Regions from separate parts of the Mus musculus genome. Here region 1 is linked to region 2. The links are chromatin loops, found by intact Hi-C in ENCODE. Cell type or tissue: left cerebral cortex. All regions are shown on one strand.

Evidence for each region. Hi-C counts contacts between places; a loop is a spot of excess contacts. Peaks named below come from ENCODE experiments on the same cell type or tissue, not always from the same donor. Only the 100,000 strongest peaks of a DNase experiment are listed, where the experiment ranks them.
Region 1: a loop joins it to region 2, with 5 times the contacts of the local background. A loop is called at or near these places in 3 of 42 quality-filtered maps.

What each region holds. Positions count from the first base shown.
Region 1 is chr13:92,124,281-92,132,280 of GRCm38, reverse strand. It overlaps Rasgrf2 (RAS protein-specific guanine nucleotide-releasing factor 2), which reads left to right and starts at 453. Exons shown (of 28, transcript NM_009027.4): 1 at 453-1,074. The coding sequence starts at 787. In left cerebral cortex, a CTCF peak has its summit at 3,070; DNase peaks (open chromatin) are centred at 1,471, 1,994, 3,174, 6,176 and 2 more places; H3K4me3 peaks cover 4,150 bases; H3K27ac peaks cover 2,080 bases.
Region 2 is chr13:92,232,652-92,240,651 of GRCm38, reverse strand. It overlaps Msh3 (mutS homolog 3), which reads left to right. Exons shown (of 24, transcript NM_010829.2): 20 at 4,921-5,078. Among named protein-coding and RNA genes, the nearest start is that of Rasgrf2, 100 kb to the right of the region's middle. In left cerebral cortex, no CTCF peak of the experiment used is centred here; DNase peaks (open chromatin) are centred at 2,583, 3,550, 3,930 and 6,870; H3K27ac peaks cover 2,645 bases.

The sequences.
Region 1 (8,000 bases), 110 kb after region 2:
GGATTAAAGAGTATTTGGTAATTTATGTTGTGAGTGCATGTATGCTTGTATGCCTGTGCTTATTGTATTTGGGTGCATGTGTGATTTTGTGCGCGAATATGAGCGTTGTGTGTTTGTGTGCATGCTTCAGTCTCCATGTGTATGTTCAGTGTGCGTTTGCCTGTGTATGCATGAGAGCACATTTGTGAGTGTTTGTGCTGTGAGCGACTGGGCGCTACCAAGCTCGCTCCTGCTCCTCCTGGGCGATCTGCCCCATCCAGGCTTGGCCTGGACAGAAGCAGAGGCCAGGGTCCTGGCAGGCGACTGAAGGATGTGCGCTGGGGTGAGCACGCAGCGCCTCCGCGGCCGCCACCGCGCCGGCTTTACCCTTTAAATCGGTCTCCAAGCCGCTTACTGCTGATCTCCCACGTGACGTTTTACCTTCTGTCTCCCGGAGCGCGTTGCCCGAGGACAGTCCTCTGGCTGCCGCGCGCCTCATAGCATAGCGCAGCCCGCCGCAGAGGCTGGGCTCCCGCAATACTTCGGGTGGAGTGACACTGGTGCGGGCGCCCTCGGAGGGCCACTCGTCACCGGGCTTCCGGGGAACAGGAGGCGTCGGGGGCCGGAGAGGGCGCGGTCGGGGAGGAGACGGTGCTGGTGCTCCAGCCCGGATAGGCGCCCTAGGTCTGGGCGGCGAGCGGGGTGCCCCGTGGCAGGCAGTCTGCGGTGCGTCCTCCCGGAGGGCAATCTGCGATGACCCCGCCAAGAAGCTGAGGCTACGACTCGAACGCCCTCCGCGCCCTCGCCATGCAGAAGAGCGTGCGCTACAACGAGGGGCACGCCCTGTACCTGGCCATGCTGGCGCGCAAGGAGGGCACCAAACGCGGCTTCCTGAGCAAGAAGGCTGCAGAGGCGAGCCGCTGGCACGAGAAGTGGTTCGCTCTCTACCAGAATGTGCTCTTTTACTTCGAAGGCGAGCAGAGCGGCCGGCCAGCGGGCATGTACCTTCTAGAGGGCTGCAGCTGTGAGCGGACGCCTGCACCACCCAGGACCAACGCAGGACCCGCAGGCGCCCGGGACGCTTTGGACAAGCAGGTACCTCGAACCCTCCTTTCCCTGGCTTCCAACCCCAGACGCCTCGCTGTCTTGCTTGTCCGACTCTGGTGCTGGGTGGACAGCTGACAGCGCAGGGACAAGTGCTTGGAGACCCTGTAGCAACGCATGTCCCTGTGAGTGAGCAGAGAGATTCTGACACCACCATCCTTTAACCCCACCACCTAGCGACCAGCTGGGCTAGAGACCAGGCTGGTTTAGCTTAGCTTAGGTTTTGGTTTTTATTATTTATTTATTTATTTATTTATTTATTCCTTCGCAATCCTCTTAGAGGTTAGGTCAGATTTCTCTCAGTTTCTTCCCTAACCACTCCGTGCTGTTCTAGACCTTAATGTGGCAAGTGTCTGTTGACACCTGTTGGATTTAGATTGGTTTGGTGAGACCAAACTACCCTATTTCGGAAAGTTTGGTTTCTTTTTTCACTGGCTCCGGACCGGCAGAGTTCTTTACCTGCCAGTGATGGCTTACCCGTAGTTCTGGGCACCAATCCCACTACCAAGACGGACGCGTTTGTTGGTCCTTGTCAATCATGCGTTGTAGTTTAGGTCTTGAGAATGTTTGCCCACCGAGGTCAGCATAAAGACACTGTCTCCCAAGAATTAGCATTTGTCCCTGAGTTTATGTTTAAAAACATGGGCATTTAAAAAGAACGCTCTGTACTTTAAAGTAAATGAGACCTTTTAGTTGTAGGTCATAATTTGAATGGGTTTGTTGTGTGCTCAAGGCGTGGAGAAGGCAATGGCTTAACCTCTGAATCCCATTCCTGCAAAATAGGAACCATATTGATTTCAAATGCCATTTGTTTATTACAGTTAAAGAGGAATGATTTTATTCAGCCAAATGTTTTCTCTTTGCCTCTATATTCCAGACCTTGGAAGAGGGAGGTATGTAGGGGTGCGGCGGGGGGACTGGTTGCCTTTGCTGTTCCAGAAAAATATTTCTAGGCTGAATTTTCCGTGCAGATCTGACCAGAATGCATGAACTGTAAACCTCGGAGGCTGCTGCTCACACAATGGTGGTTAGGATGGCCACCTAATGTTTCTGCCTCTTAAAACAAAGCTTAGAACTCAGAGGAACTGAAACCACACCAGGCACAAGATTGCTTTTGATTTTTACTGTAAATCATTAACTTCGGTAAATGATAAGTGCTTAATCACATCAGAAGGGTTAGGAGTTTGAAATTTAAAAGATGCCCTTTGACTTTTGAAGGTGCTCTTAGTCATTTGGAAAACTAATTTCCAAGCTGGCAGATATATGTATTAGAAATACAGAAAATTCAAGTTGTGCAGTCTAGAATCGAAGGAAAGTTTTCAGCAAACATATTTTTGAAAGTGTGTGTGTGTTTGTGTGTGTGTGTGTGTGTTTGTGTATTCTTGAATAGTGTTAGAAGGCCCACAAGACTTCCCTCCCCAATGGATTTTTAAGTCCCACTATGTCGAAAATAAAACGGTGTCCTTTAAAATACACACCCCCGACTCAATTCTAAATTATTTGTTTCCTTTGTATGTATTCTGAAGTTCACAAATAACCACTTATGGTTACTCTGGAATTGAGTTTCAGGGGTGGTTAGAGCTTTTGTGGCTGCCAAACCTGCCAATGTTATTTGCAAAGCATTGTTTATGGCCGTGTAAAGGTCAGGACTTGCATCTTCAGGACAGTTATTTGTAAGTTGGACTCTAATAGCGACTTGAAACCCCTGAATAGTTGGGGTTCTAGGAGGCTACCTTTGGTAAGTTATTTTTTCCTAGTTACTGTCACATGAACTGTGGTGCTTGTCACCTCATGCATATTTGGGAGGTTGGGAATCAGGACCTTTGTAGTTTGTAAGCAAAACTGAGATGTAAGCATTCCAGAAAGAATTTGAAGTTGGTCTTGGAGAATTTATAAATTTTCCTGTATGTTGGAAATGCTTTGTTGACATGGGTTAGCCTAGCTGAATAATGCTTTTCTTGAACACTGCTACCTAGAGGCAACTGAAAAATTATGAAGAGATGCTATGGAGATATGTTTTATCCTAAGTCTGTAGTGTATGCAATTGGCCTCCCTTCAGTTAACTGTGTCACTTTCCAGTGCTGTGATCATCTGCTTCTAAGACTATAAAAATACTGCAACATTGTTGCTACATAGAGGATGTGAACTGCAAATAAACACTGACAAACACTGCATCTGAAAAGCTAAGGACAGAGATGATTGAAATGGGCACTCTGAGAAATCAATCAGGTCAGTAGCCCCACAAACCTATAAGGGACATCATCCAGTGAGCCAGAGGTGTCACCCGTCTACAGAGGTAGAATCCAGCATCTTAGGATGTTGCAACAATGACTCAATTCTTCCTGTGAACCACTTCTAACCATTCTTGAGTTCTGTTTCTTTCTCAAATCACTTTAAATTTCTAGTTATATATGTTTATAGTTAAATTATAAGAAGAAATACCAATTGGTTTAATTTATCTAAATAATATTTCAAATTAAGTTTATTGGCAAAAGTTATAGAAAATTTCAGAAAATGGACCAGAACATAAACCCTGAAGTTTTCTTTTATTTTCATCAATAAGCTGGCTTTTCAAATGTTCCCAAGTTGGAGGAAAATTTGTGCTGCTCCATTGATCTCATGGCATTCCAGGGTTTTATGGGAAATTATTAGTTTGTCTTATCAGCATTTCCACAGTGGCTATTTCTTTAGAACAATAATGATGATGTAATCAGGTGAATTTGTTTTAAAAATGCTTAACGTGCCTCCAAAAGAATGTTCCTGTTTTCAAATATGTATCTGGTGTACTTATTTCTAAGTAATCTCCATTCAGGGCAAGGGGAAACTTTCCTCTTTAGCAGTCAGGTCCGGTGTGCTCTGCTCTGACAAGAGATACAATTCTCTACCATCTCATCTAACTCAGCGCTCTCTCCAGATCTTAGAGGCAGCTTCCTCTTCACCGTTCTTAATTACTTTCATTTTTACCTGTTGTAGCTCAGGCTCTACACAAGTAAAGTCCAACTCCAGATATAATGACTAAGCATGCTGAAGAGGGTTTTGTTGAGGAGGCTCTTTTTAAATCCACTGAGCTCAGTTTTTTTTGTTTTTGGTTTTTTTTTTTTTAATCTGGATGAGATACGAGTTGGGGATGTAATTCGTGAATTCCTTTTTTGTTTATTCTTGTTTAAAAACGAATCAAATGGCTGTTGTTGAATCTTGAGCAGTGCACCTTCAGACCACCATTTGCTCAAAGGAAAGAGAGGCATATTTCTAAACAACCAATTTCATGTGACATTCTCTCACTTCACTGGAGAGATGTTTTTAAGTGTTTGCACTTAGAGAGTACACAGCCCAGTTGGTCTGGTCCACTTATGCAGCCTTATGCATCTTGCCTGAAGCAGGAAAGATGTTTAGCAAAATGGCTGTCTTTCCTCTTCATCTGCTGTTGTATTCACCCTGCTTTCACTTGCTTGGTGGGGGTTGGTGAGGGATGGGTATCCTTGGCTCTAGAGGCATGAAGAGTTATACATGCTTCTTATATTTGTGCTGATTTAATATTAAAGGGACTATAGGTTCTGTGAGTTCTCTGTCACCTCGTTACTAGACAGACATTTTAACCTTCCCAACTTGACTCCCAAGGCAGGAATTCTTCAACATTTTATTAAATTAGGTAGAACTGCATGCATGTTCATAAATCTTTGTAGAAGGCAGAGGTCATGAGGGAGGATTTCCATTCTAGTTCATGATCTTGAATGGGGGTATAATAACTAACTTCACATTTTCTTTCTCATCTTTGTTTACTGAATGCAAATAAAGAGAAATGCAATAAGACATTTGCTAAATCTTATAAAAATTTCAGAACTATTTGTTACTTGAACTTAGTAAATAGTTTTCCATTAAAATTAAATAAAAAATTAAATAGATTAGAAAATTAGTTGTTTAATCCTGGTTATGTTAGTATTTAGATTATTGTAATTTATGTTGAGAATACAACACAGGAAAACTCATGTTTGTGGTATTAGCTGTATGTAAAGATGCTTTGTCCTGTAAGCTGCATTGGTCTGTGGGTTTTAGTCAGTGACAAGCATTGCACCCTGGAGAGATGGAAGACATTTGCAGTGATACTGTTTTCTTTGTACATTTTGTTCCAATACATGAAGTTAAAAACAATTATATTGTCTGTCTGTTGCAAGTTTTCTTTTCTTTTGTTTTCTTTTTCTTTCTTTTTTTGGTTTTTCAAGACAGGGTTTCTCTGTATAGCCCTGGCTGTCCTGGAACTCACTCTGTAGACCAGGCTGGCCTCGAACTCAGAAATCTGCCCGCCTCTGCCTCCCGAGTGCTGGGATTAAAGGCGTGCGCCCCTTAATTTTCAAGTTGATATTCATCCCTCTTGATCAAAACTGTATAAATACTCATATGTTAGTAAATATAATTTAAATATAGAGTAGAAAAGGTTAATTTTTAAAAGCCATTTTGAGATGAAATAAATCAGATTGCCAAGGTATATTTATTCCAGTCTTGAATTCTAATTTTCATAATTTTAAAGTGGCTTTGTGCTTGCATGTCTATTTCTCCTTTAAAGGGATTTATACCTGTTTATTAAGTTTGTTCCCTTTGACTGTTGACTATTAACTCTTTGTAATATATTTATATATTGGGAGTTCACACATTTTCATTTGTACCAGTAACACTTCAAGATGTGATTTATAAAGCCAGCCTATAATCCCAGCATTTGGGAGACTGAGGCAGGAGGAGTGCTGTGAACTCAAAGCCAGCCTTGATCATGGAGTGAGCCTCTGTCTCAAAAAGTTAAAAATATGTGAGCTACAGGTCCCCTCTGCCTGAGTACAGGAAGCGTTATTTCCTAGGACTGTAGCTGTGTGTTGAATGGAAATCACAAAAGAAATTCTTCTAAGCCCAAGCCTATAGACAGCAATGCATTGCAAAAAGACCTTGCCACCAGTGGTGAGCTGACTCAGTGGCACAGCGATGTCCTTAGCCTTGGTGTGGTGTGCGCCACCCTATCTCAGTTCCATCAAGCACACTTGGCAGTGTTCACACAGTGACAGAAATGATTCATTTCTCAGAATGTAGCTCTGTCTTGCTGTGATGTATGATGCTATAGTAAAATCATGGCCAGTATTTAAAGGAAAGCCGAGATGGTGTTAAGTACGAACCTGGCACTGTGGGAATTGCTTGACTGTTAGAACACTTGGCTCTTGATTAGACATGGCATTCTTTCAGATTCGTTGTTATATTTTTCACTGGTGTAACTTCTAAATTTTAGCTCAATCCTCAAGGAATTAAAATGAGATTTCCTGCCTACTTGGAGCAAGGCAGTGCATTCTCTCCTTGTTCCTGCAGAGAATATTAACGTCACAGGTGGGTCAAAGATTCAGGTAACATGGTCATGATTTTCTGTTTTACTAGAAAACACATGAGTCGATGAAAAATAAAGACTTATACCACCCCACGTTGGCTAAAAATGCTTCAAATATACTTTTAGGGAAAAGGCAGAAAAGATATTATCACATTTGAGTTAATCTGTATCTATGTAACATGTTTCTTCTTGAGCTCTGATGGAAGACAGGATGCTAAAGTTGGGGAGGTCTACGGAGAACAGATTTAGAACATCAAAGCAGGTGGGCGAGAAGTGGACTTCCTGAAGACTTGAGGACAGATAAAATGATGCAAGTCAAGCTATCTTTAAGGATGAATGTGTGGAGCCTGAGACTAGTTTTTTTACTTATAAGTGTGGGCCATACTTACACAAAGGCATTTCAGAGACTATGAGAGTACAGAGGGCGGGGCTCTGGGTACTGGTATTTTGCATGGCTACTGAGTTCCTCTATTTTATTTAGGTGATTAATTTAGACAACACCTGATTAATTTCCTGAACTGTATCTGAGACCATGCCATTTATGTGACTAATGTAAGCAAGAGGACTAGCTTCCCCAACTCCATCAGAGCAACTATTTAAAAGCCGCAAGAGCTGGCAGTGTGGGAGCTGGAAGGTGGCAACTCGATCAAAGGTTCAGTTTATGATGTTATAACTCAGTTCATAAGTCAGATATCAGCGATGAACAGGGGTTGGAGGGGACGTTCATGGATTTTTAAAAACTTGTAAGAATGACCCCAGGAGAGGTGGAGGAATTGGGGGTGGCTCGCTTTAGGGGTAAAACATATGCATTTACATTTTGCCTCTGTTACTTACAACACTTGTGATCTTAAGTCATCTCTGTAAGCTTAGTGATGCCAAGATGGGCTGAGAAAGTGCCTAGAAAAATGGGGTTCATGCATACCCCCATCATAGACTTCATGGGTAACTACCCACCCATGCTCTTAATACAGAGCCAAGCACAGCAAGTAGGCATGTTTGTCAGCTGCTGTCTCGTTCCTTTTGATTTTTCTGTTTTGTTTTCATTACTAGAATCATTTAGGAGAGGTTTTTGTTACTTCTTTTATATAAAAAAGTTAAAACACGGAGGCAGAGGCAGGTGGATTTCTGAGTTCAAGGCCAGCCTGGTCTACAAAGTGAGTTCCAGGACAGCCAGGGCTATACAGAGAAACTCTGTCTCGGAAAAAATAAAAGGTTAAAATACACATGGAATACAAGAGTTCACAAACCGCCATCATTTAGCTTAAACAATCTCCAGTGTTCTTACTTTTTATTTTGGTGTATGTGTCCTTACATTGTGTGTGTGTGTGTGTGTGTGTGTGTGTGTGTGTGTGTGTTGGGAGGTGGGTAGGGGAGCTTATTTTAAAGCCAATCTTAGACATTGCATTATTTCACTTGTACATAGAAAGGTGTTGCCTCTTTGGTTTAGCGGTTGGTTGGCACTGGAAACCACAGTAGACATAGTTCTGGAAAGACATGTCCTGGCAATAACTTGTAGTTCATTCTGTGATAAGGTACATTATTGTGATGAAGGGTATGA
Region 2 (8,000 bases):
GGTTCCTGTAGATAAGGCTTTGCATCCTATTAGACAGTGGTATCCTCATTTATGTAGTTCCCATTTTATGGATGAGTTTCTTTTTGGAGGACCTAACATGGTAGAATGGAAATGTTCTACACATTTTGGCCTCTTATTTACCTTTTAATTTTTTTTTTGTCCTATTTATTTATTTATTTATTTAGGTTTTTTCGAGTCAGGGTTTCTCTGTGTAACCCTGTCATGCCACCACCGCAGGCTTTATTTATCTTTCTAAAACATAGCTGTGACTGTCTCATACTTCATAGCTTGTATTTTAAATTTAATGACACAGGTAAATCCTACATTTTCAAAAAAAGCATTGGACAATTTTTAGCCATGCTATTGTATCATATTAAACAGTATGAATGGACCCTAGTTGTCCCTAAAAAAAAAAAAAATTGTTTCTAACACGCTGTTATAAGTGTTTATGCCGCAGTGCTTCAGCCTCCTGAAAAGCTACAAAGGGGGCCCCTGGGAAATGATTCGGATTCCCCTTCCCTTTTCCTCCCCAAGTGGACAGTCCTCAAAGAGGAAATAGTTTCTTTTAAAACCACTTACTGTATTAATAAATCTAACCCTGCAGGTAAGGCAGATAGCAGCATAATTCTGTGGGTTGATAGTGTGTGGCCTCTCCTCAGATCCGTTGTAAATATCATCTCACCTCTTGGTTTCCTTCTCTCTCTTACCTGCAGTTGATCAAACCCAGGACTTTGCACTTGTGGATCAAACGTTGTTCTACTAATCCAGGCCTGGATGTCAGGCTCCTTACCTGAATGATGGCAGAGACTCTGTATCTAGAATGGCATCCTGTATTAGATGAGGGCTTTGGGATTTTAGTTAAGTAATTAAAAATAAGCTGATGGTTAGACAATGGAAGGCAGCTTTCAGTAATTTTTAAAACACAAATGGGGAGAAAGCCTGCCTCCCAGGTACTCTGTGCATCCCATCTCTCCGGTGGTGCAGCCAGGCTCAGCTGGTGCATATGCCAGACCACTGTTTCTGTGCCCAGTGCTGTGGAGGCTGTGTCTGTTAGAAGCAGTAACAGCCACTGTGGCTTTGGGAGGTTCATGGCACCAATACACACTGGTTACTACCTGGATGACCTGCTCTAATTCCACCTAGGGAGCCCTGTGGGAGTCTTGTGCTACCTACCAGTGGCAAGAAGTAAGCACAGGGGCACACAGGCCAGCCCTCCAGGAGGGCCACAGGTGGTTCCACATGTTGGAGTTTGGGATAGGGCCGACTCTTACAGTCATCAGTCAGCCAGAACTCATGCTGTGGCTCTAGACTGGGGTCTAGCAAATATCCTGGCGTACTGGACTTTGTGATATCCTAGAAGTAGGTTACCAGATTTAGCAAGTGAAAGTATAGCAGATAAATTTGAATTTCAGATAAACAATTCTTTTTAGAATAAACATGTTTGTGTTTGATTTGCTTTTTATGCCAAAATGTTGTTTGCTATTTATCAGAAATACAGGTTTTATTACTGTCCTCTATTTGACCTGGCAACCCTAGTATATCCAAGGAGAATTTGTGAAGGTCCAGGATGGTAAAAGAGACCTTGTTCAGGCCTGGTCAATAGCAATTTAACAATTGTTTTAAAATTTAACAGCTAGTTTGACTTATACATGCATAAATCATCCCTTATTCACTTAGTGACCTAGTAGGTTTCTACTACTGTGAAGAAACACCATGACCAAGGCAACTCTTACAAATGATAACATTTAATTGGGGCTGGCTGGTTCTGAGGTTCACTCCATTATCATCATGGTAGGAAGCATGGCAGCATCCAGGCAGGCATGGCCCTGGAGATGAGAGTTCTCATCTCGTTCCAAAGGCAAATGGGAGAAGACTGTCATCCTCAGGCAGCTAGGAGGAAGCTTCCTACGCCCATTCCCACAGAGGCACTTCCTCCAACAAGGCCACACCCACTCCAACAACACCACACCTCCTTATAGTGCCATTCCCTGTACCAAGTGTATTCAAACCACCACACTTAGGATCATGCCTTAGTGAGAATGATTTGAGGAGTTAAAAATTATCAAGTATGTTAAAGAATTGCTCCCCTGTAAACTGCTAGTTCACAGATGCATTGAATCCGATTCTGAGGGAGCTCATTGATGTGATCTTGGTGTTAGTATGTATATGAGCACACAGCCTATTTTTTGTTAGTCTTCTACATGGGTACTTGGGAGCACTGTGCCAGAGATGTTAGATAGCTAACCTTGAATGTTCGTTTCCTGGAACCTGGGGTTGGAAGGCCCTTAGGAATCCACCTACTGTCTCCATGGAGTGAAGTTTTCATTTTGAGCTTTCTTTTCTGTCCAACGCTGTTCATCACACTCATATCAGACATTAAAGCAAAGCACTAAATCTGTCTGCCCGCCAGCTGTATCCATTGCCTCTTTAGCTGCATCTCAAGATGGAAGGCTACAGCCTCAAATCAGAACAGCACAATGCAGTCTCTCACTGGTTGTTAGGATCAGGAAATGAGCATGATGGTCAGGAAAGCCAGTTACAAGCTAGTTGGAAATAAGCTTCCACGCACTTCAGCCCTCCTTGCTATTTTTGACTTTGCAAGTATCAAAATGTTCCCTGGTGCACACAATTAAATACTGGAAATAGATGTTAGAATTTAGAAGAACAGATACTTCACACAGCAAGTGCATTCTACATCTTTTTGGCTTCTTGAAACACATAGGACACATCCGTTTCTGTGGTCACCCTGCTGTGTGTGCAGCAGCACCAAGCCTCTAAACTACAGTTTAGAACCCGCTCATAACTTCCCCCACTCCATTATCCCCTGCTGCTTCAGCTTCTGCTTCCATACCCTCCTGAATGATATCAAGAGTATTACATTTTATATATGAATTAGATCATGTTCCTAGCTTATTTAACTTAGTATAGTGCTCCTTAGTTTTATTTATTTGGCCACAAATAACAGAATTTACCAACTATTTTATGACTGAATAATATTCCATTGTATGTAGGTATTGCATTTCCTTTGCCTTTTTGTGTGTTGATAGGCCCTCTGACATTGATGCACTGTTGCCATTTCTTGGATGTTATGAATCTTGCTACAATAAACATAGGAATACAGGTGTCTCTGCAACATACAGATTTCATTTTGCTTGGCTATTTATCAGCTAGTCTTTCAGAAAAATGTTAGGAATAGCTTGTAGATCTCCTTCATAATGCTTCTGATTACACCTTCCCGCTAATATGCTTTTAGATCTGTGCTTTCCTTGCTACAAATAGGCTATTTATATCCTTTGCCTGTCCCCCATTACTTCTGCGCTGTTGAGAGGTAGGAGTTATATAAGACGACTGCTTTTTCATGTTTTGTTTGGTGATTTAACAACTTCCCTCTGACAATTTATATCTTTGTCTTCTCCCTTGCCATAGCTGTCTCTGAGCTGCTGTATCATACTTTATCTGTTGATAAACATTTGTGCAGTTTCCAGTTTAAGGCAGTTGTGAGCAGTCTCTTCCTTTGGTTTTGGTACACACCACACAATTAGGTCTGACCTGGGCAGATGTGTTTTATGCTTCCACTAAGGAACACACTCTCCACCTTCCTCCTACATTTTCTTCTAAAAGTAGCGGGCTTGCTTTTCACGATTCATTTTTTCATCCACCCAGACTCCGTTTCCTGAGATTTGGGACCACGCTTATTTCCATACAGCTAACCATTTCCCTGCCATCATTTAAGGACAACGTTGTCTTTGTGGCTCACCTGTAATGCCTCCCATGGATCCCAGGTGTCTGTTGCCTGGTTGGCCTTCTCCTACAGCTGCACACATTCCTACTTGATGCTTTCTCTTTTTAACCTGCTCCAGGATGGGTGAACATGTACGCCAGTTCAGGACTGGCCTGAGAGGCAAGGAGCGCTGCCAACAGGCTTCTCTGTGTCTTTTGTTGTGTGTCATCCTCATTTCCATTTAGTGTGTGTACATGGGAGGAGGATTGCTTGGCTATGTCTATTTTCAGCTTTAGCAGATATTACTGAAGTTTTTCAAAATGGTATGCAGTATTTTTCTTCCAGAATAAAAATTCCAGCTCTTCTCTCATCTTTGGCAGAATTTGACATTGACAACCATGGCAGGCTTTCTTCCTTCTCTGTCTTGTTTGATGTTTCTTGTGTGTGTGTTTGTGTGTGTGTATGTGTGTGTGAAGTGGTGTCATTTTCTGTACTGTAATCGGGTATTTCTTCATAGTCTTGACAACCATCTGTGTATCTTTTCTCATCTCCCCTAAAATGAGATGGAGCCAAATGGAAGATAAGTCATCGGGGGTGCAACCCTCAGAAAGGATTAGGTCTTCTGGAATGGTTATTTCTCATAAGAATGTCCTGCATACTGGCCTGTCCTCAGCCCTCACTTCCTGTCAGCAAAATGAATTCCTCTTGTACACATTCCCACTGTACTGATGTCATCCACTGTGAAACCTTTACCAGACCTGAGAGAAAGTCAATACCATGCTGTTGAATATCTAGAACTTTGACCTTAATGAGTCTCTTTCTTTAAACAATTACCCAGCCCCAGCTACTTTGTTATAGGAATGGAAAATGGATTAATTCAATAGCATATGTAAATATGCCACAAAGTAATGCTTTGCCTCATGAAGTCCTGTTTGTGGGATGAATTGTAAATACCACAAGAACATCAAAACAAAACATGAGCCAAGCATGGTAGTGGATTCTTATGATTCCAGTTTTTGGCAGGTGGAGGCAGGAGATTAAAATATGAGGCCAACCTGGTCTACCTACTAAGCCGAAGGCCAGCCTGGGTTATATAGTTAACCCCTATCCCAGTCTGCACTCCCAAAATATAAACCAACCATTCGAATCCCTTTCTGGTTCAGTAAGTGAAATTCCCTTTCTCATTTGTTTGTTTCCAGCAGGACTCGGAGAGAGTAATGATAATCACCGGACCAAACATGGGTGGGAAAAGCTCCTACATAAAACAGGTTGCACTGGTTACCATCATGGCTCAGATTGGCTCCTACGTCCCTGCAGAGGAAGCCACAATTGGGATTGTGGATGGCATTTTCACAAGGTGAGTGCTCCTTCTCTTTGAATGTAACTCTCTTTTTGTGTACATGTTTGGATGAATGGTTTACATTCACCATTCAGGAGAAGTCATTTGTCACTGCATATGTTGATAAGGAAGACACCCAGGGTGTCATTTCCCTGAAGAACTTTTTTTACCCCCCAAATCTTTAAAATGAGTCCTTTAAGTAAAATCTTAAGAAGGGAATCAATATCTCCTCTTAAACTTAGCTGAAAGACTATGAAGAAATGGAAATCAATATTTAAACAGAGAAAAGAAGTTCTGGTGTGCCTTCCAGTGTGGGAAGCTGAAACCTGCTCCCTCCTCATTTTTGAGATAGAAGTACCAAGCAAGATCGTTAATTCAAATTTATTTCTGCTCTTAAACATTGCATATAACTGGCCAGGGCTTACTAATTTCAGTTTGTAAATTTAATTTCATGCTTTCTTAGCAGTGTGAGTAGAGTATCCTGGTTTTATTAAAAAGAATTTGTAGTTTACCCATTTCATATCTAGCAATTTATCAGTTCTTGAATAGTCTGTATTTCTTGTGTGATATGTTTGAGTAAATACTGAATATATAAGCATAACGCTATGTAATAACCAGGTTCTCTGTGTAGCATGTTTGTTACTGTCCAGCTTCATGGTTAAACACTTGTGGTGAAACCAGAATGCACTATCACCAGAATGCACTATCACCAGTATTAGCGACCTTGAGCAGATGCTGCAGTGCCTTAAAGTCTGCATATTGAAAGAATCCTTTGACTTTTGAGGGCCTTTCTGAAGAGTGTGATCATTAGTCAAAGAAGGAAGGAAGGAAGGGCCCCTTCAGACTGAATGGCATGTGCAAGCATCAGCATTAGACACAGTGAGGTAAGGAACTGAAGGCAGACCCTCCAGGAGAGCCCAAAATCAGTCAGGACTTGATGAGCGTAATATGAGTTGTCAGAGGTAACAGTACTGTGCACATCTGGGTGGAGAATCTGGCTACCTGTTGAAGGCGGAGGGGGTGGGGTATCATAACCTGTTTGCTGCTGCTGCGTCAATGTGCTGAGTCAATACTACAGACTAGAGGGGAGAGGGAAGAGAAATGGGGGGGAGGGGAATGGATGCACCTGCATTCATATACATATGGAAGCCAAAGGTCAACTTCAGATGTTCTTCATGAATCAGGAATATTCATCTCATTTCTTTGAGATGGGGTCTTTCAGTGGGACCTGGAGTTTGGTAAGCTAAGCTGACTGACCAGCAAGCCCCATAGTAGTCTTCTGAGTGGGTTTCTCCACTCGTTATATTTATAAATCCATCTGCATGGATACGTATATTTCTAGGCCTTTGCTTGTGTTTCATGCATGTGCACACATTCCTTGGTGAGTATTTGGCATGGTTTCAGTGTTTCACAAATGTAAACAGTGTTGGTACCTTTGTTACTTAAGTGCTGGGGCTTAAGCTCTGACTCCAGAAGACACAGTGGCTTGGCTCAGCCATCCCAATTCAGCAGTGAAAGGCAGACGGGGAAGATACAGGGTGTGGACCCCCATGCCCGTCCTCTAAGTACTGAGTTGAGCTTTAGGTTTAAACAAAAAAGGGGTTGAAGCTCAAGAGAGGTTTGCATAATGAAGTGGTCTTGGTCTGGTCCGTGATGGCGACTTAATTTTGCCAATCTGGTTTGCAGATGATGATTGTCCCTGCTCTAAGCCTCTGTGTCATGTCATTCCTGTGGTAGGTAGCTTTCCTGGAGGCACCTGTTAGTTGGCAGGGAGTTTCAGTTGCTTAGATACAGAATGAAGGCAGAGCTGCCAGGGTTTCATCCTGCTCTCCGTTACATTGTGGGTCCGAGTGAAGAATTAATGCTTTTGAGCAAAAGCAGCTTCTAAGTGTGTGTGGCACTGACTTACACATCATGTACTGTACATAAGTGAATTTTCCCCAGCTCATCTGTATTGAGGGGTAGAATTGCTGGATTGTAAGGAACATGCATCTTTCAAGTTCTCCAAGGCGGCCATACCAGTGTAGGAGCAGCAGCACGTGAAGTTTGTCCTCACATTTTAATGTAAAATTAGAATACATATGTGCTTAACTTTGCTTGTTGGGACATGTTCATTTCTATTGTTTTAATTTCCTTTATATGAAGTACCATCTGCTAGATTTTTATTGTTTTTGATGCCAGGGAGATTATTCCCCTCCCCCACGTACACATTGTGCTTATTTACAAAAAGATTCAGAGAGTGCCCTGTCCAAGATCCCTCATGCCTGCCAGGTCTCGTGTTATAATCCAGTGGCTGCTTCCTCCTTCATCCCCCTTTGGCTTGCCTGCCTAGACAGCAGACTCTAAATTCAAGGCTCAGGTATGGAAGCAAGTTTGATCTGGTTTCCCCTCCTGTTCTGAGGTGTGAGGGTTTCTCTACGGTCATCCTTACGTAGCTACTTGTTTAGATGGCTACTTTCTAAGCCCAGTCCTTAAGATTTCCAGCCGGAATCTCTGAGGTGCTACGCAAGCAGTGGCACTTTAAAAGTTCATGTCAGAGCAGCCTCACAGTGGAGAATCACCACATGCCTTGTCATCCTTACTTAGTACGCATTGCAGTTCTTCCAGTAAAAGTAAGTGGTTATTCAAATTAAATCATTGCTACTCAAAATTCCTTTTTGTGTCCATTGAGAAACACGCTATAGCTAAACTGAATACGATGTTTGCATAAGGTTTGGCTCCAGACTTTAAGCTGCTTGTTTTTATGTTATATTGGACATCTGGAACATTGGGCTTAAATGTGTATACTCCATAATTATCAATGGCATGTCTGCTGTGGCTCATGAGTGCTATAGGAAGTAAATGGAGGGAAAGCTGCCGTCAGGCAGATGGTTGGGATCTTCTTTCTTGACTATTATAAGGTCACACGGCTAAGGAATGATGTCCTTCGTCATTAGCAGA